2 separate regions of the Homo sapiens genome follow, and region 1 is linked to region 2. A link is an interaction called in ENCODE POLR2A ChIA-PET data of the cell type or tissue named here. Cell type or tissue: K562. All regions are shown on one strand. Links, peaks and the distances in the headings refer to the core of each region. The heading gives the core; the rest is flanking DNA. Region 1 overlaps NCOR2 (nuclear receptor corepressor 2). Region 2 has its middle 95 kb from the start of NCOR2.

Evidence for each region. Peaks named below come from ENCODE experiments on the same cell type or tissue, not always from the same donor. Only the 100,000 strongest peaks of a DNase experiment are listed, where the experiment ranks them.
Region 1: POLR2A ChIA-PET joins it to region 2 with 5 read pairs; 5 of 35 experiments call an interaction of 5 or more read pairs at or near these places.

The regions. Positions count from the first base shown.
Region 1 is chr12:124,549,779-124,565,556 of GRCh38, reverse strand. The region is part of intron 1 of NCOR2 (nuclear receptor corepressor 2); the gene reads left to right. Among named protein-coding and RNA genes, the nearest start is that of NCOR2, 9.9 kb to the left of the region's middle. RefSeq lists silencers at 4,700-4,994, 14,080-14,374 and enhancers at 6,823-7,582, 9,101-9,858, 13,600-13,894, 13,478-14,296. In K562, for the core only: no CTCF peak of the experiment used is centred there; a DNase peak (open chromatin) is centred at 8,371.
Region 2 is chr12:124,654,330-124,670,107 of GRCh38, reverse strand. No RefSeq gene overlaps it. Among named protein-coding and RNA genes, the nearest start is that of NCOR2, 95 kb to the right of the region's middle. RefSeq lists an enhancer at 3,271-3,440. In K562, for the core only: a CTCF peak has its summit at 8,467; a DNase peak (open chromatin) is centred at 8,464; H3K27me3 peaks cover 5,257 bases.

The DNA.
Region 1 (15,778 bases), core at 3,818-11,817, 100 kb after region 2:
GACAGTGGGGGGATCTGGGGGAGGGAGGGGGCCTTTTCCCACTCCCCTCTGCTTGTCCGGAGAGGATGGAGAAGGGCAGGTGCCCCCGCCCATTGAACAGATGCAAAGACTGAGTCAGGCCCAGCAGAGCAATGAAGGGGGGGTGGAGCCAGCGGTGACTGGCGAGTCGGCAGCGCGGCTGCCAGGGCATCCCGGGCTCTGTCTGGCTTCCCTGAGCCGCCTGCCGTGTCCCTGCTTGGAAATTCACTGCTGCCACCGCCAGCGGGTGCCGGGGGAGTCTGTGGTGCCGGTGCCCAGACATGGGGGCGGGAGCGCAGCAGGCCCCAGCCCTGGCCTCTTCCCACTGAGCTATTTACGCTGCTGGGGATCAATACTATTGATAAATCCATGTAAATGGTAATGTGGCTGTCAGGCCCTGGTGAGGGATGGAGACCCCTCCTGGGGCTGCGCTCTCCCCCTCCCCCTCTCGGAGAGGGTTTGGTTATGTGGGAAGGATTTATTTGGCATAATCTGTTCTTTTTCCCCAATTAATAATACTCATGCCACCTCCTAAAGATTTCCCAGAGCTCTGCAAACACGAATTTACTGCATGGAAGCCCTGGGCTGGGGACGGCTTGATTGTTCTCGGGGCCTGGGGGTGGGGGGCAGGGGGCGCTGGCAGCGCAGACACCCACCGAGGGAGTTGGAAGCTAGCCCCAGGAGTCCTGGCCCCCAGCGTCTGCCATTCATGCTGGATGTGGAGGCTGCCTGGCCCCGTTTCCCCCTGGCTGAGAGGGGGCGCATTCATAGTTCTGTGTTCCCAACCCCCATCTGAGAGTGTGGGTGGAGAAGTTGGTGCTTCACTCGGAGATGGGAGGCGGGGGTGGTACCTACGCAGAACCCAGCCGGAGGGTTCTCCTGGGGTCCTGTCTGTGGGAAGGGAGATTTTAAGGCAGAGGAGACAGGCTCTCAGCCCCTCCTCCTGCCGCTGTCTGAACTGAAAAGCCCCACAAATGCTGCCTCTGACCGTGGGCCGGGGGTGGGGGTGGGGGTGGGGTGGCGGGGGTTGAGAGCTTTTATTTGTGTGTGTGTGTTTTCCCTTCCCTGTTTCCTCTTCACATCTCAAACGCTAAACAGCAGCCTCCCCAGGTGACACTTTTGAGACTGGGGAACTGCCGGTGGGAGCTGGTAACTCCTGCCTGAGGTGCCCAGGGGAGGGGCAAGGAGGGCCCCAAGCTTGAGCTGCTGCCTGGGGAGAGCCAGGTTTTTTAGGCCCAGGCCAAGGGTGACAGAAGGTCTGTGTCCCTAGGTGGGTGCGTGTGGTCCCCAGGGAAGTGATGCTTGGGAAAGGCCAGCTGGGCATCTTTTGAGGGAGCTTGGAGCCAGGGAACTGACTTTACAACCCATCCGGCGAACTCTCAGCCTCCATGTTGGAAAAGGCTGTGGATCATACGCTAGTAATAAGAACCAACACCTACTGTGTGCCAGGAACCGTGCTCTACGCAAATCTGCTTGTTTACTCTTCATAACTCCTCTATGAGTTGGTGCTTTTATTATCTTATTTTATAGATGGTGAACTTGAGGCACAGAGAGGTTAAGTAACTTGCCCAAGGTCACACAGCTTGGATGTGGAACTACGAATTAAGACCTGGGATTATTCACGGTCGTGTTAGTGCAGCAGGAATTTACTGCAGACCTGCTTTGCAAAGCTGCCGTAGAGGATATGAAGAAAGAAATGATGTTTCTTCTTTGAGCAGCACCTACGGATCTTTGCCCCAGGTGGGGCAGGAGACTGAGAACTCGTTCTCCCCAGGGTTTGGGGAGAAGGATAGGGCCTGGCATTTCTTTGAGGTCTCATTTTATCTGAAACATTCATGCAAATTTGGCATTCGCCTTGGCGACACTGCTGTGTTTGTTTTGAAATGAAAACATGGTTTTGAATTATTTAGCATGGTGCTCCAGAAAGCTGCAGCGGCAGAGTTCTGTGGCCTGGAGTGCCCATAGGCTGGGCGCGTTGCCCTCGGGTACTGTGTAGCCGGAGGGCTTCTGCTCAGTGAGGCCCTGGGGCAGATGGCGGCTTCATTCCCATTTTACAGATGAGGGCACAGGTCCAGGCTCGCCTGAGGTTGCACAGCGGAGGGACCTGTGCTTATGATGAATGAACTTAGCATCATTGTTATTATCATGTCTATTTTGGAGCAGAGTGAGGCTTCTGAGCCTGGACACTTCCACACTGCCCTGCCCACTTGGCTCCAGCTAGCCTTGAGGAAGGAGCTTTTGGTTTATAAATCTAGAAAGAATTGTCCTAACCAGATATTAGAGGACAATCTCGGAGTGTTTCATCTGCCATCCCCAAGAGAGCCGCTGATTTAGCATTGGAAGTTCCAGCTTGGCCATTTACAAGCAGTGGGCCCAGGTGAGTGCCCCTTGCTCTCAGGGTTTGGGTGCCCTCATCTGCAAAATGGGCACATTGCCGGCCACCTGTGCCATATTGGAGAGCCTTTAGGGGCAAAGGGCATGAATATTGGGTTTGCTGTTCAGCTCTGCAGCTTCAAGCTGTGAATGAGTTACTTACCTATTGTGAGCCTCAGTTTGCTCATCTCTAAAATGGGGGTGCTGCTGCTGCTTCTGACTTTATGGTTGTGAGATATAATGAGCTCCTGTGTGTCGCAGGACACACAGGAGCTGCAGTTTCCATTTTGGCTTATCCTGTTGGAGAGCAAAGACTTCACTATAGAATTCCTTGTGTAAACCCGGGTCCTCACCTACAGGCTGCTCGGATATCAACCATTCCTCCCTCTTAAAAGCTGCTGGGAAAGATCCTCTGATGGACCTGTCTCTTTTCCAGAGCCCCAGGCTTCGGCTTGTTGCCCTTTGGAGACGGTGGGCTCCTTTCCCGTTGGTCGTTGGTGTTTCACAAATGTGCTCAGCTCCCTGCCTCTGCCCTTGACGGTTGAGGTTTTCCATTAGTCTTTAATCACTTAGTGTCTGTCAGGCACTTGGAGTGCTTGGAGGTCATGGGCAGCCCGGAGAGTGGGCGAAGGCTGTGGGGAGGACGGGGTGGGGGAGGCCCCCTGGGGGAGGGCTGAGCTTCCCCTCTGCTCCTGGTCTCTGAAAAAAGGAGCAGGGTTTGAATCGTGCTTCCATTTGTTAAGAACTTGAGTGAAGCCTCTGACCTTCTGGCCTTGGTTTCTTGATTCTTAAAAGGGAGGGAAAGAAAATAATGCCCGCCTTAGAGGGTAGCCTGAGACGGGCTGTCTGGGAACTCCTGCGGTGATGGGAGATGATACGGCTGCGCTGTCCCGTGCTTTAGCCACTAGGTGCCTGTCACTCGGGAGCACTTGAAAAGTGGGTCCCTGCCACTGAGCAGCTGAACTGGTCATTTTATTTAATTTTAATTTACTTAAATTTAAACAGCCACCTGTGGCTGTGGCTAATGGCTACTTAACCCGAGGGCACAGGGTTGGGTGATGAAGTCATATTCTGTGTTTCGGAGCAGGGCCTGGGCTCTTGGTATCTGATTCCTTCCCCAATGCCCCACCTGCACCCCAACTTTTTTTCTGAGGTAGGGTCTTGCTCTGTCACCAAGGCTGGAGTGCAGTGGTACCATCACAGCTCATTACAGCCATGAACTCCTGGGCTCAAATTAACCTCCCGCCTCAGCCTCCCAAATAGCTGAGACGACAGGTGTACACCACCATGACTGGCTAATTTTAAAATTTTTTGTAGAGATGGAGTCTCTCTATGTTGCCCAGGCTGCTCTTGAACTCCTGGGCTCAAGTGATCCTCCCGCCTCAGCCTCCCAAAGCACTGTGATTCTAGGCGTGAGCCACTGCGTCTGGCCTGATTTTTTTCCCTTTTCATGCGTGTTTTCTCTGCGTGGTGCCATCCTGGAGGGTCTTCCCCTTTCAGTGGTCCTTTTTCCCAAACCTAGCCTGGTGTGCCCTCTGGGCTGGTCCGTTCTCCCTGCCGTCTGTCTCCCTCCTCTTCCCACATCTCACTCTTTCTTCCCCCACTTCCTCTCCCACCGGCCTCTGGGGTAGCGCTGTCCAATAGAACTTTCTGCATTGGTGAGAATGTTCTAGATATGCCAGTACCATAACTAACAGCCACGTGGGGCATTGGGTATTAAAACTGCCCAAAGCTGTTGGGGGAGTCTCCTTCCATTCTGGCCCTCCTGGTTTCTGTTCCCCAAGGCAGTCACGGCTTGAAGTGAGGCCAGTGCCACAACCGGGGGATGAAATTTTAGTTTTTACTTTTAATAAATTTGAGTAGCCACTTGTGGCTGGTGGCCACTGACCCTACGGGGCAGTGCAGCCATAGTGACTCCTACTATACGGAGCCGTCTTCCCACATCCTTCCTTAGCTGTCACTTCTCCTGGAGCAGGAGACAGCTCCAGGTCCCTGCGAAGTGTGGGCAGTTCTTACCTCCTGGGGCTGAGCTCATGTGGAAAAACCTTTGTGCAGGTTCATGGGGGCTGACCCAGCCGGACCCGGAGGAATCCTAGGTTAGCACCCTTGCTGGTATCTGTCTGCACAAGCAGATACCTGCAAAAGACACCTATCTGCTTTCTCTAAGTGGGATCATACTTATTTTGTTATGATATGACTTAATACATCATGGACTTCTTTGATGAACATTTTTGGGGATAATGTTGCTTTTTATACTTCTTGGGGAGAATGTAGAAAAACAAAAAGTAATGCATTCAAAACTCTGCCAGTTGCTTTGGGCTTTATAAAAGCTTATTTTTTAAATGAAAGAAAATGCATTGACTTGTAAAAAAGAAAATTAACACATTGCGTAAAAGTCTCCCTCGGTTCCTGGCCTCCCAGTTTCTGTTCCCCGAGGCAGTCACAGCTTCCCGCGCCTGAGTTTCCTCCGAGATGCTCTTGGCATATGTCGGCCTTAAATGGACTGTATGTGTGCGTTCCCTTTAAAAACAAACATGCAAGTGGTATCACGCCATATATTCAGGTTTGATTTTCGCCGTCATAGTCACATCCTACGTGATAATATGTTTCGGAGCCGATTGTGGAACGTAGAAAGCAAGAGTTGGCAAACTATGGCCCTTGGGCCAAATCCGGCCAGCCCACCACCTGTTTCTGTATGGTGCACAAGCTGAGAATGGTTTCTCCATTTTTTAATGGTTGAAAAAAATCGAAAGAAGAATAATATTTTATGACATGTGAAATCATATGAAATGCAAATTTCGGTGTCCATAAATAAAGTTTTGTTGGAATGCAGCCACGCTCACTCATTTACATGTTGTCTGTGGCTGCTTTTGGGTACAGCGTTTGCAAAGTTGAGTAGTTGTGACAGAGGCTGGAAGGCCTACAGAACCTAAAATATTTACTCTCTGGCCCTTTGCAGAAGATATTTGCCGATCCCTAATATACTACCTCACTGTTTTGAACCTCAGTGTAGCCTTGCACGGTTTCCCTGTTGAGGAAACTGTGGCCCAGAGAGGGGTGTGAGTTTGAAGGTCATTCCAGGTAGGCCCTAAAACCCCTCCTTCTAGCCTGGGCTCCTGTTCTTGCTGAGTTACGCTGATGCTCATGGTTATAATTTGCTGTTGTAGAATGCAGTAGGAAAGAGGGGATGGTTAAGGCAGCAAGCACTTGGCCTGATTTTTGGCACAATTTTTTGGCCTCTTAATTGGTGACTTTAGAGTGGTATATAGTTGCTGTAGCACCTACTCTGTGGCACTGCGTCGTTTTCACAATTTTCCAAAGCCGTAATCCATCTTGTTTCCCTCTTTGCTTTGGCTACTAGGAAGCTCAGAGCCAAATTTTGCAGCCTGCTTTCTGCAATCACTGGTTTATGTTTTGGCTTTATCTACTTCATCCTGATTTTGGATTTGTTTGTCTCTCATTTTTTTTCCCTTTGCCCTGAGCTTGCTCTCTGATTTTTATCTTACCTTACACATTCCTGAGAGTTGTCTCAGTTCTTGAGGGGCAGAATGGATCAGGCAGGAGCCGAGCAAAGGAAAACACTTGTTGCAAGATGCTTTCATGCACCATCCCCTGCACCAGCATTCCATAGGAGGAAACCAGAGGCTGGCCCTGTGGAGTGTCTTAACCAAGGTCAGACCCTGGGTGAGAACTGAGCACGGTTTTGGGGTCCGACTTGGGAAGATGACGGTGAGTGACTTGGATGGTGAAAGATGTCCCATTTGAGAACCGGATGGGGCCCTCGAGAACTGCTTGGCCTGAGGGAATGCCCTGGAGGTGGGGGGCTCAGCACTGTGGTACCCGGAGACCTCGGGATTGTTTTGGAGGCAATATTGCAAGTGCGTCTGAAGCCAAGGGACCTCTGGGCCATCTGGTTCCAACCTGGACTTGTGGCTGATGCTTCAGGTCCCCTGCTTCTCCTGCTGGCCTTTCTTTGCATCTGGAAAGGAAGTGGGGGGAAAGGTAAGTCAAAGGGTGGGCTGTTGGAGGTGGAATTGGACCAGACCCGGGTGACCAGTCACCACTGGCCTGCATGTGTCTGTGCGTATGTGCCTGCAGGCCGGGTGGCTCCTGGGGGTCAGTCTTTTCTGGGGTCCGGAGGCCCTCTCCGCCTCTTGTCTCCCAGGGTTCACTTGGTTTTCCGTGGCCTATATTTGCATTTTAGGGCTGATGAGTGGATCTGGGGGGACCCACAGGTCTGAGTGACATGGCCTTGGGCAATAATAAAGGCTCCACGCGGAGTTCCTCAGTTTCCCTGGCGGTGAAATGGGGTGATGAGTGACACGTGGCTCACAGGCTGTGAAGTGAAGGGCATTCAGGGGCCCGTTGGGGTGCAATTGTCCCTGCAGACCGTGTCGTAGCCCCTCTCCCTCCTGACTGTGACTCGTGGGCCCACGGCACTGACCCCAGGGTCAGGGAGGTGGACCCAGCAGTCTCCTTGCCATTGCTCAGGGATGTCCCAAAGGGACCTCGGATCCCACCTATGCAAAAGTGGATCATTGACCCCCGCATCCCCCAGGCCCCTGTTCTGGGCGTCCTTCTGGAGTGAGAGACGTGGTCCCAGCCACCTCTCGATGGCCCACCTGGGACTGCAGCCGCCTCCTGCCTGCTCTCTGGCTGTCATCCTGTACCCACAGTCCCCTCTCTGCAGGCAGCCCAGTGGAGCCACAGCAGCTAGAGTGACTTGACCTCATCAGCCTGCAGGGCTTCCCACCATTTCTTGAACAAAAATCAGAATCCTTCTTACAGCCAAGGAGGCCTGCACGCCCCCCATCTGCCCACCTGTGGCCTCCCCTTGGCTCGCTCCCCACAATTCTGTGGTGGGGCTGGGGAGACCTTGGGCCAGGTCTGGAGGGGGGGTGGGTGGGAGAGTTGATTTTTCTTTGTGACCCAGGGGATCTGTCTGGGGATGCTCTGAAGTCGTTAGTCCCAGAGGCCCAGACCCACAGGGGAGGGCCTCGAAGGACTCTGTTTGTCCTCACATTGAACTCTGCGGTACCTGCTGAGACCATCAGGGAGCATGGGCCCCAGTGTGGCTATAGTGTCTCGGTGACCATGGGAACCTGCCTGGTGCCAGCCCTGCTCCTGAAGCTAAAGAGGAGAGCCTGCCGGGTGGGGTTGGGGCCGGATGCAGCTCCAGGCCCTGGCCTGGGCTTTTCCCTAGGCTGGGCCAGGCCTGTCAGCATGGGGGCCTGCAGGGGATGTCGCCCTCTGGAGCCTGGCAGGAGTCAGGGGGCCTTTCCTGGGTCCTGGGGGCTTGGCCAGGTCCACAGGGTCAGGATTTGGGAGGAATTCTGTGTGGCGGTGGCTCCTGGGTGATGCCCACTGCTGGGTAAACCAGGGGAGGAAGGCAAGCGGGAGAAGTTGGGAGACACCTGCTTTAACCTGCCATCCCGCCCACCCACGCCATCTGCCACCCTCCTGGATATTTTTATTTTCGCATCGTCTGCCACTATCATCCCCTGGCCTAGGCTGCTGCATGTTGTTGGACAGTGCCTGTGCCACCTTCCCACCCATTCACGTCCCTCCTGGAACCTCAGGCTGTGACCTTATTTGGAAACAAGGTCTTTGTGGATGCGTTTAATTAAGAAGAGGTCATCCTGGAGCAGGGTGGGCCCTAAATCCAGTGGCCCGTGTCCTTATAAGAGGACAAAAAGACACAGAGGAGAAGGCCGTGCGATAATGGAGGCAGAGGCTGGAGCGATGTGGCTGGAAGCCAAGAAGTGCCAGGGACTGCTGGGAGGAAGGCTCAGGACAGACTCCCCCGCAGAGCCTCCAGAAGGAACCACCCCTGCCAACACCTTGATTTTGAACCTCTGGCCTCCCGAACTGTGACAAAGTAACAGTGGGTTGTTTTAAGTCCCCGGCGTGTGGAGCTTTGTTTACAGCAGTTCTAGGAAGGGAACACAGCTCCCATCACAGCTGGCTCTTCACTGGTCACCCTGAGACCCATCCCCCACGTGGCAGCCAGGGGGAGGCCTGTAAAACCCAGGGCAGGAAAACCCAGGGCAGGACAGTCCCGCTGCTGCTCTGAAAGCTGATTCCCTACCTGGGCCGTGAGGCTCTACCCTCTGCCCCGGCGTGGGCCGTCCTCTGCGACCTGCTCCCCTTGCCCGCTCTGTCTCAGCCACACCGGCCTCGCTGTTTCTCCTGAAATGCACCAGGCAGCTTCCGCCACGGGGCCTTTGCACTCACCCTGCCGGAGCACTCTTTCCTGGTATCCGCAGGCCTCGTCTCATTCCTTTGCCATTTTTCTCGGATTTTTTTTTTTTTTTTGAGACAAAGAGTCTTGCTCTGTTGCCCAGGCTGGAAGTACAGTGGCATGATCTCCATGCACCGCAACCTCTGCCTCCTGAGTTGAAGCGATTCTCCTGCCTCAGCCACCTGAGTAACGGATTATAGGCGCACATGGCTAATTTTTGTATTTTTAGTAGAGATGGGGTTTTGCCATGTTGGCCAGGCTGGTCTCAAACTCCTGACCTCAGGTGATCCACCTGCCTCGGCCTCCCAAAGTGCTGGGATTACAGGCGTGAGCCACCACGCCTGGCCTGATATTTTCATATTGAAAATTGCACCCTCTCCCCTCCCTCCCTCGGTTGTTTCCCAGTGTGCCACCTTCTGATAGATGATGGTTTCACACGTTTGTCATCTTGCTGTTGTCTGTCATCCCTGCGAGAATGGACGTTCCACAAGGGTGGAGACGTCTGTCTGTGTCCCAGGTTCTAGAGCAGTGCTGGGCACACTGTGGGTGCCTCGTAGATGTGTTGAGTGTTGGGCTCTGGCTGGGCATGGCCTTGCCTCGTGCCCTGGTGCCCGTTGGGAGTCCCAGGTTGTCCATCCATCCCTGTGACTGACACCTGTACCCTCCCTCACCTGTGGCCCCCTCCTGCTCCCGCAGAGCCTCCAGGTCACTGAGCCTGTGGCCATTCCCTCTCTGTCCCTCCCTTGGTGGCCGTGACCACCCCTTGCTAGCACTGAGCTTGGCCTCTGAGCTCCACGGGTGAACATAAGCCCACAGAGAGGCCCAGAGTGGCCAGGGTGTGGGAGAACCACGTTTTGCCTAATTCAGCCTTCACGCCTCCATTTCGCCATCTATAAAATGGGCATAATCAGATTCCTCGTCTCTCGAGGTTGTCTTGAGCGTTATGGGAGGTCCTACATGAAGGTGCTTATTGCCTGACGCTGGGAGCACAGAGAAGCCTTCCATGTGGGCTGGGCCAGTGCTTACTGTTTTCAGTTTGCCGTGTGGGTGTTCCCTTTGCCAATTTTTGGAGGAAGTTGGGGCATCACAACCAGGCGACCCCAGGGACCGGGGAGGGACTTTAAACCCGAGTTCCCATGGATGGGTGGCCCGAGACGGATCCTTCCTGGCCCTTGCTCCTCTCCCCAAGGAACCAAGTTCTGGGGGGTCCAAACCCACTGCAGCTTTCTGGGCGGATTCCCGGGGCCAGCAAGACTTGTCTGCTGTTTGGCAAGATAGGAGACCCTGGTGAACTCTGGGAATGGTGGGGGGCCCCTCTGCGTTTCTTCAGCAGAGTTCTTTCTGTCACTTTGTGCTCGTTTCCGCATCTGTAGAATGGGGGTAACTGCAGTCCCTGGTGCGTAGGGGAGTGGACGCTTGGGGGGACTGCTGTGGCGATGACACCCGAGCATGTATACATCCTGCGGACGTTGTCACAGCTGTCTGTGCCCTGGGGCTGGGTCGGGATGCCCCCGTGCCTGCCACTTGCTCGGGCTCCCTGGGCTTTGTGAGCTGTGCACACACTGGAGGGTATAGTAGGGAGAGCTGCTTCTGCAGGTGTCCTGGTGCAGGGGTGCCCCCTGCCCCAGCGTTGCTGTCTGGTGTCTGAGCAGGGAGGGGCAGAGGTGAGGGTGCTCCAGAGAGGGCCCTGAGCTGGTAGGATGCAGGCAAGCTCGCTTGGCACCACATGGGTTAGCTCATCTAAGCTTCACAATAACCCGGTGTGGCCAGAACTATTAGTTTCCCTGTTTACAGATGGGGACACTGAGGCACAGAGTGGTGATATCATTGGCTCAGGACACACAGCTCCTAAGCTCCTTGCTTGGTGGGCAGCTGTCATGGGCAGGGCCCATTGTGTGCTTTCATCCCTTTCCCCTGGACTGTGGTCCTCAGGAGTGACCAGGGACAGTCCTGGGTCCACCACGTGCCCAATCCTGGACATCAAAGCCCACGTCTCTGCCCTGACCCAACCCATTCCCCTCCGGGTCACCCTCGAAGGCTCCCAGGCTGCGGCCAGCTCTGCTGTGCAGGAAGCTGACCCTGTCTGTCTTGGCTTCTCCCTGCTCAGCTATAAATAGCAGCTGTAGCGGCGGGCAGGAAGCTGCATCTCCCGGCACCTGGGCCCTGGGCGCTGCCCCCTTGCCGCAGCGGCACCTCCCGGAACTGTGCGGCCCTCAGTGGGAACGTGGAAGGTGGAAGCGTGCTGCGCATCGGGTGTGTGCTCTCTGGTTTGCTGTGTGACCTTCAGGCTCTCGCTGCCCTCTCTGTGTCACAGCCCCCGTCCGTGGGTCCAGGCCGCCTCTGTGCTCGCGGTGCTGTAAGGAGTGCCTGGGGGTGCTTGGAGGTGCGGAGGGCACAGCATGAGGTTTGACATTGAGAAGGGGGCGCCTGGCTTTTGCCTTGGAGAGAGGGGAGTTGAGTGGGAGGGGGCACCGAGGGAACCTGGGGAGGGGAGCTTCCCAGAGGAGATATTCCCTGTCTGGATGCCCAGCTGGGTGGTGGGAGGCTGGAGGGCCATGACGATGTGGAACTGCCTGGAGGGCCCCAGACTGGGAGGTGGGCCATGGGGAGGGCACGGAGCCTTGGACACCCATCCCCACTGCCAGATTGCTGTGTGATTTTTTGCACAGCGTCTCTGGGACCTGTGAAATGGGAGTGATGCCACCTCGCGGCACCTCTGGCAGGAAAGAGACGCAAAAGGGCTTTGAAGCAAGGAAGGCGTTTTGTCGTGCCCTCGGTCATCTTTAAGCATCAGGAGGGTTCACGCTGCTCACGCCATTATGTGCTTATGGGGCAGGGCTCACCCTGTTCCTTTTTGGCCTGCCCCGGGGCCCTGGCTCCTGAGTGGGGGTTTGTGAGAGCGTAGTCACCAGGAGCTGCAGGGGAGGGTGCTGACCATGCCAAGGACATCCTGAGCAGCTTTGGGTGGCCTCTGGTTCCCCAGCTCCCCCACTCCCCATTTTGAGGGACACCAGCTGCGGAGTGGGGGCGCATGCAGCTCGGGCTCTTGGACGTCTCCTCCCGTGGGTGCCCCACAGCAGCTCAGCTCTACCCTGCAAAGCCTTCTGCAACCTGGCATGCAGGGACGTGAGGAAGCGTAGGTTTCAGCAGTGGGGGGATTTCTTATGGATCTTACTAGAGCATGGGCTGTACAATCGGGCCATTTGTGACTGGTCAGAAAAAAAACGTTGCTCAAAAGTATTGATAAGTTCTTTGTTGTTAATCTAGAGAGGGAAGTCTCTAGTGTTAGGCCACAGGGCTCTGTCTGATCACGTTTTCATCAGATGCTGGACTCTGCACTGCTGGGGACGTGTATTCACGTACAGGTGCTGGCACTGGTCATGCTCACCCATGCTGTGTAGCAGTGGAGAGACTGAGGCACGTGGACCCTGGGGAATCGCCTGTTGGGAGTTCAGAATCTGTGGGGTGGGGCCTTGGGAGTTCCCTAGAGGCCTAAAGATTTTTGTTTTTGAAGCCTGTGTTAAGCTGAGTAATGGTCCCCCGAACGATGTCCTAATTCTCAGAAGCTGTGAATATATTATTTTATGCTGCAAAGGGGATTTAAGGTGGCAGATGGAATTAAGGCTGCTAACCAGCTGACCTTGAGATGGGAGATTATCCTAGATTATCTGCCCGGGCTGGAGGTAATCACAGTGGTCTTTATAAGAAGGAGGCAGGAGGTCAGAGAGATTTGAAGATGCTGCGTTGCTGGCTTTGAGGATGGAGAAGGGGCCATTAGCCAAGGAGTGCAGGCAGCCGCTAGAAGCCATAAAGGGTGATGGACAGGTTCTCCCCTAGAGTCTCCAGACTGGATGCAGCCTACCGACACCTTGAATTTAGCTCTGTTAGATCCATTTCAGACCTTGGATCTCCAAAACTGTAAGGTAATAAACTTATGCTGGCTGGGCACGGTGGCTCACGCCTGTAATCCCCAGCACTTTGTGAGGCTGAGGTGGGAGGATCGCTTGAGGCCAGGAGTTCAAGACCAGCCTGGGGAACACAGTGGGACCCCCTGTCTCTATAAAAAACATAGAAAACTAGCTGGGCATGGTACCTGTGGTCCCAGCTAATCAGGGGACTGAGATGGGAGGGTCACTTGAGCTCTGGAGTTGGAGGCTGCAGTGAGCTGTGATCATGCCACTGCACTCCAGCCCGGGTGACCAAGTGAGACCCTGTCTCAAAAAACCAAAAAACCTCCTAACCCCCCCGAAAAAACTTGTGCTGTTTTAAGTCACCGAGTTTGTGGTCATTGTTACAGAGGATGCTTGCTGCCCCCACAGAGCCTGTGATTTCCCTGTGAACCAGCAACCGGGAACAGGGCCGTGGGTGATGTGGTCATGGAGACAATGGCTGCGTTCCTACCATTGGTGACCTTGGAATTAAGTGACCCCTCAGTTTCTTGACCTTGACCTGGGGGCTGTGGCTGAAGAGCACAGAGTGAAGAGAGAAACCTGCAAACGGTAAAGGGCTGTGCTAGTGAAAAGCAAAATGTAAAAGAAACACACAGAGGCAGAGAGACATTTGTGCTTTCTTTATTCTTTTCTCTTCTTTAGTGGTTTTTTTTTTTGAGACAGGGTCTTGCTCTGTTGCCCAAGCTGGAGTCCAGCTCCATTCGCAGCTCACTGCAGCCTCGACCTCCCAGGCTCAAGCAATCCTCCCATCTCAGCCTCCTGAGTAGCTGGGACTACAGGCACATGTCACCATGCTCTGCCAGTTGTTTTGATTTTTAGTAGAGATGAGGTGTCATTATGTTGCCCGGGCTGGTCTTGAACTCCTGAGCTCAGGAGATCCTCCTGCCTTGGCCTCCCAGAGTGCTGTGGTTACAGGTGTGAGCCACTGCACCCAGCCCCTTTTTACTTTTTCTTTTTTTTTAATCCCTTAAGTCCAGCTGGAGTACCTGGTCCCAATGGTTGACCAGAAAATAAATAAGTCCCCAGCATGTCTCATGACAAGCCACAGTTGATTTCTCCCGGCTGGGTCTCCCATGTGGGCTCTTGGAGCCGCGGCCTTTCCCAAGGGGCGGGTGTTCCGGATTCTCAGAACAGCAGGGCACATGCTGCTGCCTTCCAGCTTATTAAAAAGAGGAAGAAAACGGCCCGCGCCTCCTTCCCCCAGGCCTCTGGGCCTGCATGCAGAAACCTGAAGCCTGCAATTAAGTGAAACTCGATCCTTAGTGGGGAGAGGTTCTCCTGGGCTGCTGGAAGAGACTCCAGGTCCCAGACCCCGAGGAGGACCACTGGCTTGTCACAGACTATGTGGGGTCTTGGGGGCAAAGAGGCGGCCAGGGGAGAGAGGAGAGAGGGAGACCAGGCCGGCCGAGCCTTAGCCCAGGACACCAGACTCGGGGCTGTAAGCTAAGGTGGCTTTTGTTAAAAGAGAAAAAAATGACAGGTGACTTTCAAGTCACGGGAGCCCCCTTCCTGGAGGCCACCGCCTCTCACTGGGGCCTGGGCTTTTCCACGAGCCTCTGTGTATCGCTGCACGGCCTGGGAACCTGCCTTGTCTGTGGACACGTGGATCTGTGCGCGCTGCTCTCCTGTTTGCTACTGGGGGAGCCGTATGACTGCTAGTTTTGTAGGTCAAAAGTGGTCGAGTATTGACAGCTTTGTATATAATTCAGTGCAGTCGTTTTCTCGGCTAGACAAGCGGCAGACCTGAGTGGTTCCAGACACTTTGTTCTCATGCACCTTATCACATGACTCTGCCTCAGTTTCCTAATATGTAAAATGAGGACCTAAGCAGTCCTCACCTTCTAGGGTTGTTTTGAGAATTAGAAGGGTAATAGACACAGCATCCAGAACCGTGGCATTAGCTATCATTATTTTTATCTGTATGATTACAGGTTTTCACCATGTGCTGGTGCAAACCAGCTTTGATCCAGTTGGCTAATTTTAACTTCTTGTAGTATTTTGTCATGGGGATGTGACGTGAGCTTGGTGTGTTTCCTGGAGAAAGCTACTTGGTGCTTGCCATGGGAAGGGGCTGCCGGGGACTTTCTAGAGAGCACCTCTGGGTGCCTGGGTGCCGTGGCCAGTGGATTTGCCAGCTCTGGGCTTCTCCTGGTGATGCCAGGGGTGCTCCACGGGGGCTTTGCTGGGTCAGCCCTCTCTCCATTGAGGTGTGGGCCCCCCTGCCAGGTCCTAGTGGAGCCACCCAGGGCCAGGCTGGGCATGTGGTTTGGCAGCTGCTTTACATAAAAGACTGTTTTTGGTTTTTGGAAGCAGAACAAATGTGTTCTCTATAAGCTGGAAAATCAGGAAGGAAAAGCTTGCACATAAAAAATACAACCACGTTCCTACCCCCCAGAGAGAGACTGCCAGCCTCCTGGCCAATGTAGTTTCTGATGAAAAGGAACAGAGCTGTCCTCCCCCCCGTTCACCATCCTCCCCCTGCCAGTGGCTGCTGGGGGAAGGAGCTATGAGATATACAGATTGTGGAGCCCCCACTCTAGACCCAGTAGGTTAGACTCCTGAAGGATGGGGCAGGTATTTGGCAGCTGGGGTGGGGCTGTGAGTCAGTGGGACCTGGGTTCAGGTCCCGCCTCTGCCTTCCTTCCATTAGGTGGGGCAGGAAGCCTTGCCTCTCTGAGCCCTGTGACCTCGTCTTCTTGAATGTGTCCTGCAGGGAGGCCCTGCACACAGTGGGTGCCCAACTGACACTCTCATGCATTTGGTAAGAACGGCAGGGTTCTCAGCCTGGGCACTGTTCGGGTTTTGGGGGTTGGGTCACTCTCTGTTGCAGGGGCTGCTCTGGGCAACACCCCTGCTTCCATCCACCAGACCCCAGTAGCACCTCAGCCCCCTTTGCTGCCGCCAGAAATGCCTCCAGACATTGCCTGCGGTCCTCTGGGGGTCACAGTCACTCCCGCCAGACCCCTGCGATACAGGATCTTAGAGAGGGACCTCAGGAGGGGAGAAAGGTCCTGCGAAGGAGTTTTCCTCGGAGCTTGCGCCCAGCATGTAGATTTTGTTCATTCACATACTTGCCATAAGTACCTAGCGTGTACTTCCCCTAGGCAGGCGTGACACTCTGCCCATCCACCCCTGCCTTCCCAGTGGGATAGGGTGGTGACTCAAGGCCCCGTTCCTGCCGCCCTCTCTCCCTCCG
Region 2 (15,778 bases), core at 3,757-11,756:
AACTATAAGAGAATAAAATGTGTTAAGCCACTACCTTTTTAATTATTTGTTACACAGCTACAGGAAACTAATCCATGTGTCTGTTTACATTTAGATTAAATAAAATTACAAATTCAGTTCCTTAGTGGTACCAGCCACATTTTAAGTGCTTGATAGCCATATTTCCATCATCACAGAAAGTTCCATCAGCCAACATGGGTCTAGACAGACTATAAACAAACAAACCAATAAATAAGAGAATTTCAGATGACGATGAGAAAAAAAAAAAAGCTTTAGAAACCATATCCTTAGCCCAGCTTAAATAAAGAAAACATTTGGCAATTCCATAAAAGTTCCTGAAACCTTAATCCACGGAGATATAACAGCTGCCTCCCAGGGGCAGGTGTTCTAGGTCTATGATATGGTTAGGCTTTGCGTCCCAACCCAAAATCTCATCTTGAATCCCCATAATCCCCACGTGTCAGGAGAGAGACCAGGTGGAGGTAATTGAATCACGGGGGCAGTTTCCCCATGCTGTTCTCGTGAGAGTGAGTGAGTTCTCACGAGATCTGATGGTTTTATAAGTGTTTGGTAGTTCCCGCTGTATTCATTCTCCTTCTGCCGCCTCGTGAGGAAGGTTTCATGCTTCTCCTTTGCCTTCTGCCATGACTGTAAGTTTCCTGAGTCCTTTCATGCTTCCCCTTTGCCTTCTGCCATGACTGTAAGTTTCCTGAGTCCTCCCCAGCCATGCAGAACTGTGAGTCAATTGAACCTCTTTCCTTTATAAGTTACTCAGTCTCAGGCATATCTTTATAGCAGTGTGAGAACAAACTCATACCATCTATGTGCTTGCAAAATCCACTATGAGAATCAGAGAGAGGTTAAGACACTTGGCCAAAGTGACACAGCAACAGAAGCCAATGGGAAGGTAAGGCTGTTTCTGCAGATCTCTGAGCAGATGGGGAAAGGTGAAAATTCAGCTTTTCTAAGAAAAAACAACAGACTTCCTACAGTTCAGCTAACTCCAGACCCCTTCCCAGGGGGCACTTGTTCCTGTGGGAGACATGTGCCCCCAAACACAGGCCAAGAAGACTGTTAGTTTTCCGCCACTGCTGGAACAAAGCATCCTAAACTTTGTGGCTAAAAACAATAGGAATCGTGTTCCCTCAACGTTTGGGTGGCAGCAGGGCCATACTCTCTCTGAAGGCTGTTGGGGAGGATACTTCCCGGCCCCTTCCAGCTTCTGGTGGTTGCCAGCATCGTTGGCAGTCCTTAGCTGTGGCTACCACACTCTAATCTCTGCCTCTGTGGTCACGTGGCTTTTCCCTGCATGTCTCTGTCCAAACTTCCTCCTTCTTATAAGGATCCACTCCAATCCAGTATGACTTCATCTTCAGTTGATCACGTCTGCAAGGACCCTATTTCCAGAGGTCACATTCGTAGGTACCGGGGAGTGACATAAACTGTGGGCAGGGGGCATTTTTCACTCTAGGACAGAGACTCTGGGCAGTTATCCAGAGCCTGATGGGTGTAAACCTGTGCTTCTCAGATGGCAGCATGCTGCATGGTTAGGAGCACAGACTCAAGCTAGAGAACTGGGTTCAAATCCCAGCTTCACCACTCACTGGCTGTGTGACCTCAGATGCACTACTTCTCTGTGCCCCATGTGATACTGATAACAGTATCTACTATAAGGATTAAATGAGGTAGTGCGTATAATGCTCTTGGAGGTACCCAAGCCCTGTGCAAGCATTTGCTATCATCATAATTTGGGGTTTCCCTCAAGTGGTTGGGAAGACCTGGAATGGATGTAGGCACAGCATTAAATAATATGAAACAGCAAGAAAACCACTCCTTTTTTTTTTTTTTTTTTCTATTCTTCCGCCAACTCCAGGGAGAAACTCTCCACGGGTGCTGAGATGTCTTTGACACCTCGCTGAGTAAGGTTGGCAGAGCTTCCTTCACAACAGCCGGAAACGGTTTCCATTGAAAACCTTCCTCAGGCAGCAGGACAGAAAGCAGACTTGGGTGACACCTTTTGTTTCTCTGTGTTCACTTTCACCATCACCTACTCTTCCGGTAAGTGATATCGGCTTTCCGATTAGGGGGTGATCTGAGCTTTCCTCTTTACGTCCATTTATTTGCCTACAGAGAAAGTGAGTATTTGTTTTTAAAGTGAGCAAATAGCAGTTCAGCAAGGAAAAGGCAGAGGCTGTTCCCATGGGTGGTTCAAGGAGGTGGGGCAGGAGCCGCGCAGTGACACCTGAATGCCTGGGGCAGGCAGCCACCTGGGCTTTTGAGGTCTGGAGTGGAATGTTTCATCGACTGCTTCAAAGGATCCCATTATCTGAACTACCTTCTGATCTGTGTAGATGCCACCCGGATACAATCCACATTCGGCGACCTGCTGGTGTAGCTGGGCTGCACAAGGATCGGGCGGTCCCACAGGACTGAACTAGAGGGATGGGGCTGAGCGGGGCTGAGAGACAGGGCCTGGTGCCATTCAGCCTCCCCCAGTCTCGGCAAAAGGAGATGCAGGGGCCTCACTACGCAAGCATTTAGCAAGCTCACCTTCAAAGGTTTATTTTGCCCCCTTCCTCTGAAGGTGACACGTTCCATCCACAAGTCAGTGAGAAATGGGCTGGCCTGAGCTGTTGGAGAGCGTCGAAGGAGGTTTGCCCCGACAGCTGTGGGGCTACCCCTTTGTCCTGAGAAATTCACAGCCGGGGCCTGATGGTGTGAATGAGTCCACTTCTGGACAGGGCTGTGGGCACAGGGCTGTGTGTGGCTCAGGGAGCTCAGGCACAGCCTCTTCTTTTTCTCTTTTGTACACACTGGGATTACCCGGCTTGTGAACCAGTGAGATCTGGAGACAGATCCTGTGATGAAATCAGGCCACCATAACCTCCCATCATAGCCTCTGCATACAATCCTTCCATGTTCCCCTTTCCAGGTATCTGTTGCTGTGTAAGGAGTTACCCCAAAACTTAGCAGCATGAAACAATAGCAATGATTTTATTGTTATGTCATGGTTCCGATGTTGACTGGGCTCAGCTAGGCGGTTCTGGCGTGGGGCCTCTCATGTGGTTGCAGTCACATGGGGACTGGGGCTGAGGTTATCTCAACCCACATGTCTGGCAGTCACTATTTGATAGTTGATATGTGACTGCCAGGTGGAACCTCAGCTGGGGGCCAGAGCCTCCACGTGTGACTTGGGCTTCCTTACAACATGGTGCTCCAGAAAAAAAATTTCCCAAGAGGGCCAGGAGGAAGCCATAACACCTCCTATAACAGTCTCAGAAGTTCCCCAGTTTCCCTTCCATTGTAGTCTCAGCCCTGGGCAAGGGGAGGGACATAACTCCCAGCTCCCAATAGCAGGAGTGCCCACCTCACATTGTAAAAAGAGCTTGTGGGATGGAAGAATTTGTAGCCATCTTGGAAAACACAGCCACTTCCATCCTTCCTGCTTCTCTGCTCTAATTCCAGCCCAGCTTCTGAAGCTGTGGGCCATTATTAGGCTCCTATAGTATGCCAGCTGTTTTCATGAACATCATCACACAACTAGCTACAGCTCCCCTTGGGTGAGTCTGTCATTTTCCCGTCTTACGAACAAGGGGTCTGGGCATCAGAATGCTTAAGGTACCTGTACAAAGTCCCACAGTTGTTCAGTAACTTTATTGGACATCAGTTGCCCCTTCTGGTCACAGCCCCTCTAGTTTACTTGGAGACAGCCCTTCACTCACCTCAGACCATGTGGTTTGTGTTGAACTGGTTCTCCCCATTGGTCCAGAGATGGGCATGTGACTAAGGCTCCGCCAATCCAAATTTTCCAAACCTCTGGCCTCAGTGATTGGTTCAGGGGTCATTGAATGATCCAATTCTGTCCAGTAAGAGGTATCCCAGGACTGTTGCAGGAACAGTTGGGAAGTGAGAATCTGGACTGATTGAGCATGTTTAGCTGTGCCTGCTGGGATACCATTTCCGTGGTGAAGGCAGGGCATGACTGAGGAGGAAGCCAATATGGACACAAACAACTGTGCATTCTGAGGCCATTGCTTGGGCCCCTGGATTCAGCCATACCTGAGGCCAGCACTACCTCGGAATTTACCATTACAAGAACTAATAACTTTTCCTTTTAGTTGAAGGCAGTTTGAGTTGGGGCTTCTATGATAGCCAAAGTCTCATCCGAGCACTTTGCAGGGCCGAGGCGAGAGGCTCGCCTGAGCCCAGGAGTTTGAGAGCAGCCTGGGCAACATGACAAAACCCCATCTCTACAAAATTAAAGAAAAAAAATTAAGTGAGTGTGGCAGCCTGTGCCTGCAGTTTCAGCAACCTGGGAGGCTGAAGTGGGAGAGTCACTTGAGCCTAGGGAGCTTGAGGCTGCAGTGAGCTGTGATTGCACCACTACATTCCAGGCTGGGTGACACAGCAAGACCCTGTCTCAAAAAAAATGCAGAAAAGGAATTTGAGCCCAGACCTATCTGAGTCCACAAATTCTAAATTCTTTCCCCAGAACCATGCCACTTCCCTGAGTGCCATCTACCTTCAAGGCCCAGATCAATTATCCCTTTTCCAAGACAACCTCCCTGATATCAGCTCACAGCGTCTCCCCTCAGACTCCAATTGCTGGAGTCTGTGGCCTTTGGTGTAGGTGCTTTCCAGGGAAGGCCTCCCTGATCAACATGGTGCCTTCTTCTACCAGGCATGGGTGCCTAAAATGTCACCATCAGAGCCTCATTCCTCTGGGTTAAGCATTGCTCTTTTTGAGTGACTATTTTAAAATCTTGATCCCCTGAGATTGGGAGTCGAATCACCATGGTCCAAGAAAAATGATAAGGGCATTCTTGGAGAGACAGGCAGTAAAACGAGGGAAGAGATGTGTTTCATTCTCACTAGCAAGGAGGAAGTAGCATTTAAAGCTGCACCTTCAAAGGAAAAGAGACTTTTAGAGTTGAGGTTATAGAAAAGGTATCCCAGGTAGAAGGAGAAGATCGAGAGGAGAGAACTTGTGGGACACAGTCAGGAAATAGCCAATTTGCTGCTGTTGCTGGTATACCATATAGGACTGAAGCCAGCTCAGAAGGTCCTGGGATTGTGAAATACCACACTGAGGCGTTTGATATTTATTTTCTGGGTAATAGGGGGCCATCGAAGGTGCTTGAGTCACGGCAGTGGGGTCGGGGGAGTCTCAATCAGAGCAGCAGTTTAGGAAGATGAATCTGTGCAGTGTGGAAGGGCAGTGTGTGAAGAGGCCATAGGCTGGGCCAGGGGAGCCAAGTGAGAAGTGAGGTCATCCAAACCAGAATTGCAACAGTGAGATAAGAAGTGATTAGGCACATTTTGGGGGAAAACTGGCTTGATATAGAGACAGGCCAGGAGGGGTGGAGCCTTAGAACAGCATCGGTGCTGGGTCCCCGTGCTGGGCCCAAGCTCAGCCTCTCCCTCTTTTAAGAGAAGGACCTGTCACCAGCCCACATAATAGCTGTGGCTCCATGCTGGTATGTGGATCAGGATGGGCTTTTTCATTGCTGTGTAGTTTTCCACTGTAAGGATGTACCACAATTCATTTATCCATTTACCTCTGATGGACATACAGGTAGTTTCCAATAACCTCCTTTTTAAATTTTGAGATGTCACCTTGCATGAAGCAATGCAACCTGGGACATTAATGGGATGGGCTAACTATATTTTTCTAGTATACATTAAATACATGCATAATTATTAAAAATAAAAGAGATACTCGTCTGGGACCACCTCCTGTCACTTGCTCCTGCACGAGGCTTGCTTTGGCAAAGGCTGCGAGAATTCGTCGCTGCCGCAGTTGCTGGATTGTTAGATGACGATGTCATTCAGGCCCGGTGGTGGCCCAGAGGCTAAGCTCCCCTTCCCACACCCTCCTTATCCCTGGACAAGAGGCCTTCTGGAAGGCTACTCCTGCTCTGGCCCCTGCCTGCCCTCAGCTGGAAGGAGACATTGTCTCAATTCATCCTGCCTTCAAAGGGCTCCTGTCTGAACCAGGCTCCCGGGCAAACCCCAGCCCAATCCTCGCCTGGAAAAACACACTCGGCCCTTGTTTAGACTGAGGCCGGCCTGCAGGAGGTCAGCCCAGCTGCGAGGGCAGAAGCCTCAGCTCAGCCACAAAACGTGGCGTGGGGGCCCCTCCACTTGCGGCCCCGGGCCCACCCCCGGAGATGGAGGCTGCTCAGGAAGGAGAAAGCCTCACACAGGGACCCTGTGTGCATCCCGGTGGTTGGCCAGGAAGGGCCGGTCTGTCATTCTGGGCTGGAGCTCTCACTCTTGTCAGTCCCTCAGAAACTACACACAATGGATTTTCCTTTCTTCCTTCCCAACCAGACCTTCCTGATGGCCACAAGTGCCCTCAAGACTCCCGATCATAAAAAGAAAACTTTCCCTAAACTGATGTTATAGACCCTGTTGCATCCCCCGCGATTCATGTGCTGAAGTCCTAACTTCACCCTCAGTGCCTCAGAATGCAACGTTATTTGGGAAGTAGGGTCCCTGCAGATGGAATTAGTTCAGATGAGGTCATACTGGAATAAGGGGGTCCCTCATCCAATATGATGTGCTTCTAAAGCGGGGAACTTTGGACACAGACACACACAGGAAGAATGCCATGGGAACATGAAAGCAGAAATCAGGGTGACGTATCCGCCAGCCAAGGGATGCGAAAGATTGCCAGCGAAGTACCAGAAGCTAGGGAAGAGGCCAGGAACAGATTCCCACAGAATGAACCAACCCTGCTGGCCCTTTGATCTCAGACTTCTGGCCTGCAGAACTGTGAGAGAATACATTTCTGTTGTGTAAGCTGCCCCATTTGTGGTACTTTGTTACGGCAGCCAGGGGAGACTAACGTACCCAACATTTCAGTCACAAGGACATTTATTGAAAAGGCAGCCCAGACCCATATCATCCATTTCCTTCCTTCCTGTAGCTCCTCATATCCGTTAGGGATGCCTGTTACCTGCAAGTTGCAGAAAGCTTAACTATCAGTGGCCTGAACAAAATGGGAGTTTTGTTTTCCTCCTCTAAAAAGAAACCTGGCTAAAAATCATACAGTCACATCAATAGATGCAGAAACAGTGTTTGGCAAACTCCAACACCTATCCCCGACAAAAACTCCCAGCAAACTAGGAGTAAAGAGGAACTTCAACTTGATAAAGAACATTTCCGATAATCCAATAGCTAACATCTCACTTAATGGTGAGAAACTAGGTTCTTTCCCCGTAAGGTCAGGAACAAGGCAAGGACATTCACTCTCACCACTCCTTTTCAAGGTCATACTGGAAATCATAGCTAATGCCATAAGACAAGTAAGAAAAGGTATACAGATTGAGAAGGAAGAAATAAAACTGTCTTTCTTCACAGATGACATGACTGTTTAGAAAATCCCAAAGATTCAAAACAATGACAAAAAACACTAGAATGAATAAGTGATTATAGCAAGGTTGCAGGATACAAGGTAACTATACAAAAGTCAATTGCTTTCCTACATATCAGCAATGAGCAAGTAGAATTGGATATTTAAAGAAGCCTGGCAAAAGCTGTTTTAGCAACCAGGCCATGTCAGGGCCTCAGCAGTTCTTATACCTTTCTCTGTAGTGCCAACATGCCTGCCAAAGCTCCAGAACATTCCAGACAGGAATGTGCAGGGAGGGAGGAGAGTAGATGCTGTTGGTGCTCACTAAGCCTCCTCAGGAGAGACTGCTTGAGAGTTTAACACCCTCAACCGATGACAAGTGGGGATTGAGTGAATAAATACCCCAACTATCTCACTCTTCAGGCACATAACTCTGAGCTTGTCTACGCTGTCTCTTGGTGTTCCTCAGAAGAATTGCTTCTATAAAGTGGGATTGGTGATAGTCCTTTCTTCATAGGGTTGGTGTGAGAGCTGCTGCATATAAACCACTGTGCAAAGAGCCAGGCATACAGTAAGTGCTAAATAAATGCCTGTGACTGTGAGCACTCACTCAGTATGGTTGGGGAGCAGAAGAGAGGCCAGTGTAGCTGGAGCTGGACCAAGGCCTAAGGGCAGATGAGACCATGGGCATCTTGGGGCCATCTGTGGTGACCCTTGACCTAAGAAGGTCCACAGACTCATTTTAAAGGAAGGCCACAGCTAGACTCAATCCCTAGGCAGAGTAGGCTAAGAGTGGGAAAACTCTGGACTTGCCAAGGTTCTGTTTCCACTGAATGGGGCACAAAGCAGAAATTTAGTTGAATTATAGAAAACTCTAGAGAGTTCTAGAAAAAAACCTGTAGCTGATGTGTTTGGAGTGGGGGTGGGACTCTTCCAGAGCTATGCTTTGGGCCATCAAGCCACAAGGGCCAAGTTTTTTGAGATTTTACAAGCCAGAGACTCGGGCCTCTGGTCTTCAGGTCAAAATCCCCCCACTGCAGCCTGGCTCTCTGTAAAGCCTGCCTCCAGCGTGGAAACGGGAAGATGCAATGTCTTAGTGGTTAAGCCATGGATGGCCACTAGTGGCCCTTGTCCTGGGCCCTTATCCTTGGTGTGAGATCTGGAATCTCTCTCACAGCCCCCGCTTGGTGTCTTCGTGGGTGGCAGCCTGTTGTCATGGAGGAAGCTGGGATGCAGTTGTGGATGAGTGAATTTATGATGGGGAAATTTAACACAGGGCTGATTCATGGCTTTTCATCCCAGGCCTGGGGGAAGCTCAGACCCCTGTACTCCGGCTGCCTTCATTTATTTCAGACTCGTGTGTGAAGAGGCCGGGGGTGGGAGAAGGGTGAAGAAAAGGTTGAACACCAGGCATGGGGCGAGAGCGCCTTCACCCACCAGGCTCCTCAGGAACCCAGTCCTGGGAAATGGCCTTGCAGAGGGAACAGTCGCAGCTGGGTTCCATTCTCCAGTTTCTAAAAGGAGGCAGGAAAAAAATCATTCTGCACATTTGCAGTCGTCTCCCTGCCTGGCTTTTTTTTTTCTTTCCTGCAAGCACAGAGGACGTGGTCCCTGTGTCCTGCCACAGCGCGTGGGGGCTCGTTAATTAAAGAGCCGAGCAGATGTCACTGTTCATTAAGCGCGGCCGCGTGGCTCCTTCTGCAGACACTGCCGCCCTTTGCGCTCACTACTTAATGACACCGCGTCTCCCTGGCTGCCCCAGCCCTGGAGAAGAGCAGGCAAGGCTGCGTTTCCCCCTAATTTGGCGGGGTGGGGGGCCTCCGCCCCACTGCGTCCTTGTCGGCTGGGGCGCTGCAGCCAGACACAAGGTGATGGAGACTTTTAATTTTCATCATGCCTATCCGTCGGAGCTCCGTTTTAAATCACTTTAACGGCAGATTAAAAATATATAAGCTGATATTAGAGGACATTCTTAGTGCCTTTATAAATATCTTAAATCAAAAGTTTGGCTTAATTGCACTTGAATGGGTACAGGAGGCTGGGGAGGTGGGGGCTGGGTCAGGTGAGCCCCCAGTGGCAGGAGGGGCGGGGAGGGGGCTGGATGGAGGTAGTGCCAGCACCGGGAGAGGAGGAGGAGGTTGCTGCATGGACTCAGAGTTAGAACTTCCATCTGTCCATCCGTCTACCCTGCTGGTCCAGATCTGGAGAGCACGTCAGGTATACCTGCACACCCCGGGCAGACCAAGCCCCTCTCTCCTCTGAGTTACCACCAGGCAGGGAAGATGCCAGTGAGCAAGGAATTCCACAGAGCAACAATTATTCATGGCACACTTTGCGTCGGACACTGTTCCGGGCACTTGATGTATATTATTTCATTTAATCCCCACACAACCCTGTGCATGGGGTTCATGATTATCCTCATTTTATGAATGAGGCTGGGAGAGATTCCGTGATTTGGTCAAGGTCACTCTGCTCTTCAGTGAGAGCCAGGATCTGGACACAGGCAGTCTGACTTCAGTCTGTGCGTTAACCACTGCCCCCTCCTGTCTCTCTTTCCTAATGGGACAAGTGTCAAGACAGGAAAGTTTCCAGGGAGGCATGGGGGGAGCTGACTGGGAGCCTGGCTTCAGCCTGAGGCATAGAGGAGGTTTCCGAGGCAGGGAGGTTGAAGCTGGAAACTGCTGGGTGAGTAGGGGTGGCAAAACGAAGAGGAAAGTGGGCAAGGCCCAGAATGGTAGGTGCAAAGGCCCTGGGGGAGGCACTCACTCAGTATGTTTGGGGAGCAGAAAAGAGCCCAGTGTCATTGGAACCAGACCAAGACCTAAAGGCAGATGAGACCATAGGCATTTCAGGGACATTGGTGGGGACTCTTGGCCCAAGGAGGGCTGTAAGTAGATTCAATCCCTGGGCAGGGTGGAAGAAGCCTGGGAAAGCTCAAGACTAAGCAAGGCCCTGTTTCCGCTGAATGGGACTAAAAGCAGAAATTCAGCTGAGTTCTAGAGCACTCGAGAGCCTCGCGTCTCACTCATCTGAGCCTGCTGAGGTGCGGTGGGAGGACAGCAGTGACGAGGAGGCTGATAGCATGCACTGACTGAGATGGTCTGCCTGTCTGAGAAATGAAGACGGGCAGATGCTGACCTGGAGGCTTGGCAGAAGAGAAGGGAAGTAGAGTCCCTGAGGGGTTGAGATGGCAGAGGTGAGGGGTCAGGAGCTGAGGCCGTGCTATGAAATGTCTCAAAAGAATGTCCTAGAATGTCAGAGGTGGAATGGCCTTTTGCCCATCAAGACAGGGTGGGGCAGGAGCTGAGCTGACTTCGGTCCACACTGACGCCTCTTTTTCTCACACTCCTGGATCTGCGCCATAAGCGAATCTTATTGCCCATACCTTAAAAATCCATCCTCAAGGACTGGGAGAGATATTTGCACACCTGTGTTCACAGCAGCAGTGTTCATAATGGCCAAAAGGTGGAGGCAACCAGAGTGTCCGTCAATGGATGATGGTTAAACAAAATATGGTCTATCCAGACAATGGAGTATTACTCAGCCTTGAAAAGGAAGGACATTCTGGCACAGGCTACGATGTGGATGAATCTTGAAGACAATATAGTGAGTAGAATAAGCCAGTCATAAAAGGACAAATACTGTCAGTTTGCACTGATATGAGGTCTCTGGAGTAGCCAGATTCATAGAGACAGAAGGTAGAATGGTGAGTGCCAGGGCTGTGATTCATGGAGACAGTTTTAATTGGGGAAGATGAAAAAGTTCTGCAGACAGATGGTGACGACGGCTGCACAACAGTGTGAAGGCCCTTCATGCCACTGAACTGAATGCTTGAAAAGGGTTACGATGATACATTTTATGTTATGTGTATTTTACTACAATTTAAAAAAATCTGTCATGACTGTGACCACTTCTCTCCAGCCCGCTGCCTCCCCTGGCTCCAGCTAGCATCATCTCTGGCTTGGACAGGTGCAGTAGTCTCCTCGACGGCCTCTCAGCCTTCATTCCCACAGTTGATTTTCCACTTGGCAGCCAAAGGGATCCTGCTAGACCTAAGTCAAGACAAGCCACTCCTCTGCTCAAACACCTATAACAATTTCCCTTGTCCCTGGAGGAAAAGCCAGTGCTTACCACAACCCACGATGCCCTGCGGGGTCTACTCCCTCACCCTCTGCTGTGTCCCGAGGCTCAGTGCCCCCTCCTCTCCCTCTCCCTCTCTGCCTCATCTGCTCTGGCCTCCTTGAACATACCAAGCACACACCTTCCCCAGGACCTTTGCACACCAGTTGCTCCCTCTTTCTGGAAAGCCCTTCCTTCCAGAAAGAATGGAATATTACTCAGCCTTAAAAAGGAAGGACATTCTGACACAGGCTACAATGTGGATGAACCTTGAAGACATTATATCGAGTAGAATAAGCCAGTTTTAAAGGGACAAATACTGTCAGATTCCACTGATATGAGGTCCCTGGAGTAGCCAGATTCACAGAGACGGAAATTCTCTATGAATCTGGCTACTCCAGGGACCTCATATCAGTCTCTTCCTTCCTTCCGTCATTCCTGCCTGCCTCACTTCCTCATCTCCTACAGGTCTTTTCTCGATTGTTTTCTGCTTTTCCAGCAGCCCTTCCCTGACCTTCCTATTTAAGGTCACACCTGAGTCCCCCTGATTTCTCCCACCCTCCTTGCTCTATTTTCCTCCATAGCTGGTAAATAAAATTTATGTGAGGCCCTCGTTTTGGACTGAGCTCCTGCTCTAGGCCCCAGCAGACCAAGAACGGAGCCACTCCTGCAGGTGCCGTGTAATTAAACTGAGCTTGGAAATGGGGGTAGTTTGGGCTGGGCACAGTGGCTTATGTGTCTGTAATCCCAGCACTTTGGGAGGCCAAGGCAGGAGGATTGCTTGAGGTCAGGAGTTTGAGACCAGCCTGGGCAACATAATGAGACCTTATCTCTACAAAACAATAAATAAATAAATAAATAAATAAATAAATAAATAAATAAATAAATAAATAAAAATTACCCAGGCGAGGCATTGCACACCTGTAGTCCCAGATATTCAGGAGGCTGAGGTGGGAGGATCACTTGAGCCTAGGAGGTTGAGGCTGCAGTGAGCTATGATTGTGCCACTGCACCCCAGCCTGGGTGACAGAGACCTGTCTCTAAAAACAAAAAAGAAAGAAAAAAATAAGCAGAAATAGAAGAAATGGGGGCAATTTTTCTAATAGACTGGAGATTCACAGCAACCAATCAAGGAGGGCCCAGTCAACCTGAGCCAGCCTAAAGAACCCCTTCTGCTTTAACCCTTACAAAGAAAGCAACTTGAAATAACCTGATGTTGAGCAACACGCTGTTTTGGTATCATGCTGATGCTGGCTCTCTAGTCGTGGGTGCATTTGGTGTTCAATGATATTGGTGAAGGGGCTTTATAATCTCAGCTCTGTATACACCCCATCATGGCTTCCGGGGCCACGCTTCCCCTCCTTGGACACAACAAGCTCATCCATACCCCAGGGCCATTGCACTGGCTTTCTCTCTGTTTTGAGATGTAGACACAGCTTGTTTCAACTCTGCCTTCAAGGCTCGATGTTTGAGCTTGCCTCCTCCAAGAAGCCCTCTCTGATCTTCTCCAGAGATCCCTGCCTACCCTGTTCCCTAGTTTTTTGTCTTTCTAGTCCTTTCCGTTTCTGAACGTATTTCTTTGTAGTTGCGTCTGTCTCCTCTCACAAACCTGTACAAACCTATCCAGTCTGAACACAGGGACTTTGTCAGTCCTGTCCTCTGCCATGGCTGTGTTCCCACCAGGCACAGAGTGACAGCTCAATGGATCTTTGTGGACTGTGTGACCTAAGGCAAGCCATCTCACCTCACAGGCCACCTCTTTTTCTCATCTGTAATTTGGGGTCTTCATTCAGCTTGGCAGACTCATGGGATCTAGTGAAATGTTGGTGGCTCTGTAAGCCTTCAGATCATGTTGAAATTACATTAAAAAGTGAGGCTCCTGGCTGGGTGCAATGGCTCACGCCTGTAATCCCAACACTCTGGGAGGCCAATGCGGGCGGATCACGAGGTCAGAAGATCGAGACCATCCTGGCCAACATGGTGAAACCCCATCTCTACAAACCATACAAAAAGTAGCTGGGCTTGGTGGTGCGTGCCTGCAATCCCAGCTACTCAGTAGGCTGAGGCAGGAGAATTGGTTGAACCAGGGGGTCAGAGGTTGCAGTGAGCCGAGATCGCGCCACTGCACTCTAGCCTGGCAAAAGGGTGAGACTCTGTCTCAAAAAAAAAAAAAAAAAAAAGTGAGGCTCCTTATTAAATTGTGGGGAGGTCTTCCACCCTCCCCACAAATCCCCTACTCCCCACATCCCTAAATCCAACCCTGCAGGAGGAATTCTCCCTGCCTCGCAGGCTTCAATCCCAGAGGGCTTCCTGAAGGTGGGGCCATTCTCCAGCCAGCTTTATCAGCCCTTGGGGCTGCAGGGTTGTTTCCCACATTTCAAAGCCTCCTCCTACTCCCCTGTTCCCTTCTCAAAGCCCTGAAACTTCCCCTCTGTAAGCCCTAGCCATCACTGCCCACCGCCCCGCCTCCCAGGCTGGGCCAAACATTTTCTTCAAGAATGCAAGTGGTCAAGGTCACGGCCTTCTCCTCTAGCATCCCCCGCCCCCTAGCCTGGGGAATTAGACTCTGGGCCACACCATCTGTCTGAAAACAATTAGCAATAAACACCAGCGCACTGGGGCTCTGGGTCATGGGGGCTGGTGGGGGATGGAGCGTGGTGGGCAGGGGATGGAGGAGGATGGAGCTGTGGGGGTTCTGAATGCAGAAGAAGGTTCCCGGCTGAATCAGCTTCCTGTCTGTGGGCCAAGAAAAATCCTCCCGGCCACCCCGGGGAGAGAGCTTCCCAGCAGCCTCTTGCAGAATGGAGAGGAGCCTCTACGCAGAATGCAACCTCACAAAGCCCCGGCCTCAGCTGGGGAGGCGGCGGGGGACCATCTGGCGGAGCGTGGAGATGTGTCCCAGCCAGACGGAGAAGCAGCCTTATTTGCGATGTATTGTGTGTTCCGTTTCTCAAAACACTCCACGCATATGCTTCAAGTGTATGGCTTGCAGCCAGCTGGGCCTGGGGTCGGGGGGAGGTGGGGAGACTTCCGAAGCCAAGGGGAAGGGTGACGGGCCTGTCCACGGAGTGCGGACCTCTCAAATGCTCCCCACAACCCAGCCCCAGCTGGCCTGGCACGACCCTGTTCCCCTCCTCCCCTGCTTGGCCTGCGCCTAGCTCTGAAGGCTTTCCAGTCTTGTTCAAATGTCACCTCCCCTTAGAAGGCAAGGCGAGTCTGATTAGCCAAACTGAGTTTATCTACATAAGGTTTGGCTCACCAAGCTGTTTTTTTCTTTTTGTTAATTTGAATAAGTTGCTAGTGAAAAAAAAAAAAGATTTTACATAAAAATCTGGATGTTCAGCTTCTTTTGAAAAATCGAAAGATCTGGCAAGTCTGGGCAGCAGGCCAGCACGGCGCCGGTCAGCCAGGCTGGAGGAGGTGGATGGGCGTCCCTGTAGCCAGGCGTGACTCTCCTGTCCCCGTATCCTGTTCATCCACTCACTGAGTCCACCATGCTGGGACCTGTTGCTGTGCCTGGGCTCTTACCGGGTTTAGATTTCCACAGGGAGACAGACACTGAACCCCTGAACCAGTGCATCCACAACACAATGTCCCATAGTGCCGAGTGTCACACAGGAAATAGCAGCGAAAGGGTGGAGGGGAAGACGAGTGGGAGAGGGTGCTGCTATTTTACATGAGAGGCCAGGGACGATGACGGGCCCCACGTGGAGGAAAGGCATTCCGGCGGGAGGGAACAGCAGGTGCAAAAGCCCCGAGGCTGGCACAGTTTGGGTGTCCGAAGAGCAGCACGGAAAAGCCGGAGGCCTGGTGTGGCGGGAGGTGGGTGAGTGAGCAGTGGCCAGGCTTCCTTCAGAGCAAGTGACCAGGACATGCCAGGGTTTGGGGTCCCCCAAGGTAGTCTGGGCCAGTGAGCCTCAGGGGATTTTCCAAGGTGGGGGCCAACTTTGAGAATTCCAGGTGGTTTGTCCTGGAATCTCAGCCACTCCTGAAACAGACTTTGAGGGTCCCAGTGGGGGGGCTTCCCCAGAGGCAGTGGCCCCTGGTGGTTAAGGGGCCACTTAGAGCCTGAGTTCCCCATATGTAAAATGGGGTAATTGAAACCCACCTCAGAGGGTTCGTGTGCTGTTAGATAGTATCTATGTGTATGTCTCTGTACAACTGTCCATGCACAAGGTTCAGACAATGCCAGGTGCATAGAAAGTGTGAAGTAACTCTTTGCTATTTTTTTTTTTTTTTTTTTTGGAGACAGATTCTCACTGTCACCCAGGCTGGAGTGCAGTGGCACGATCTTGGTTCACT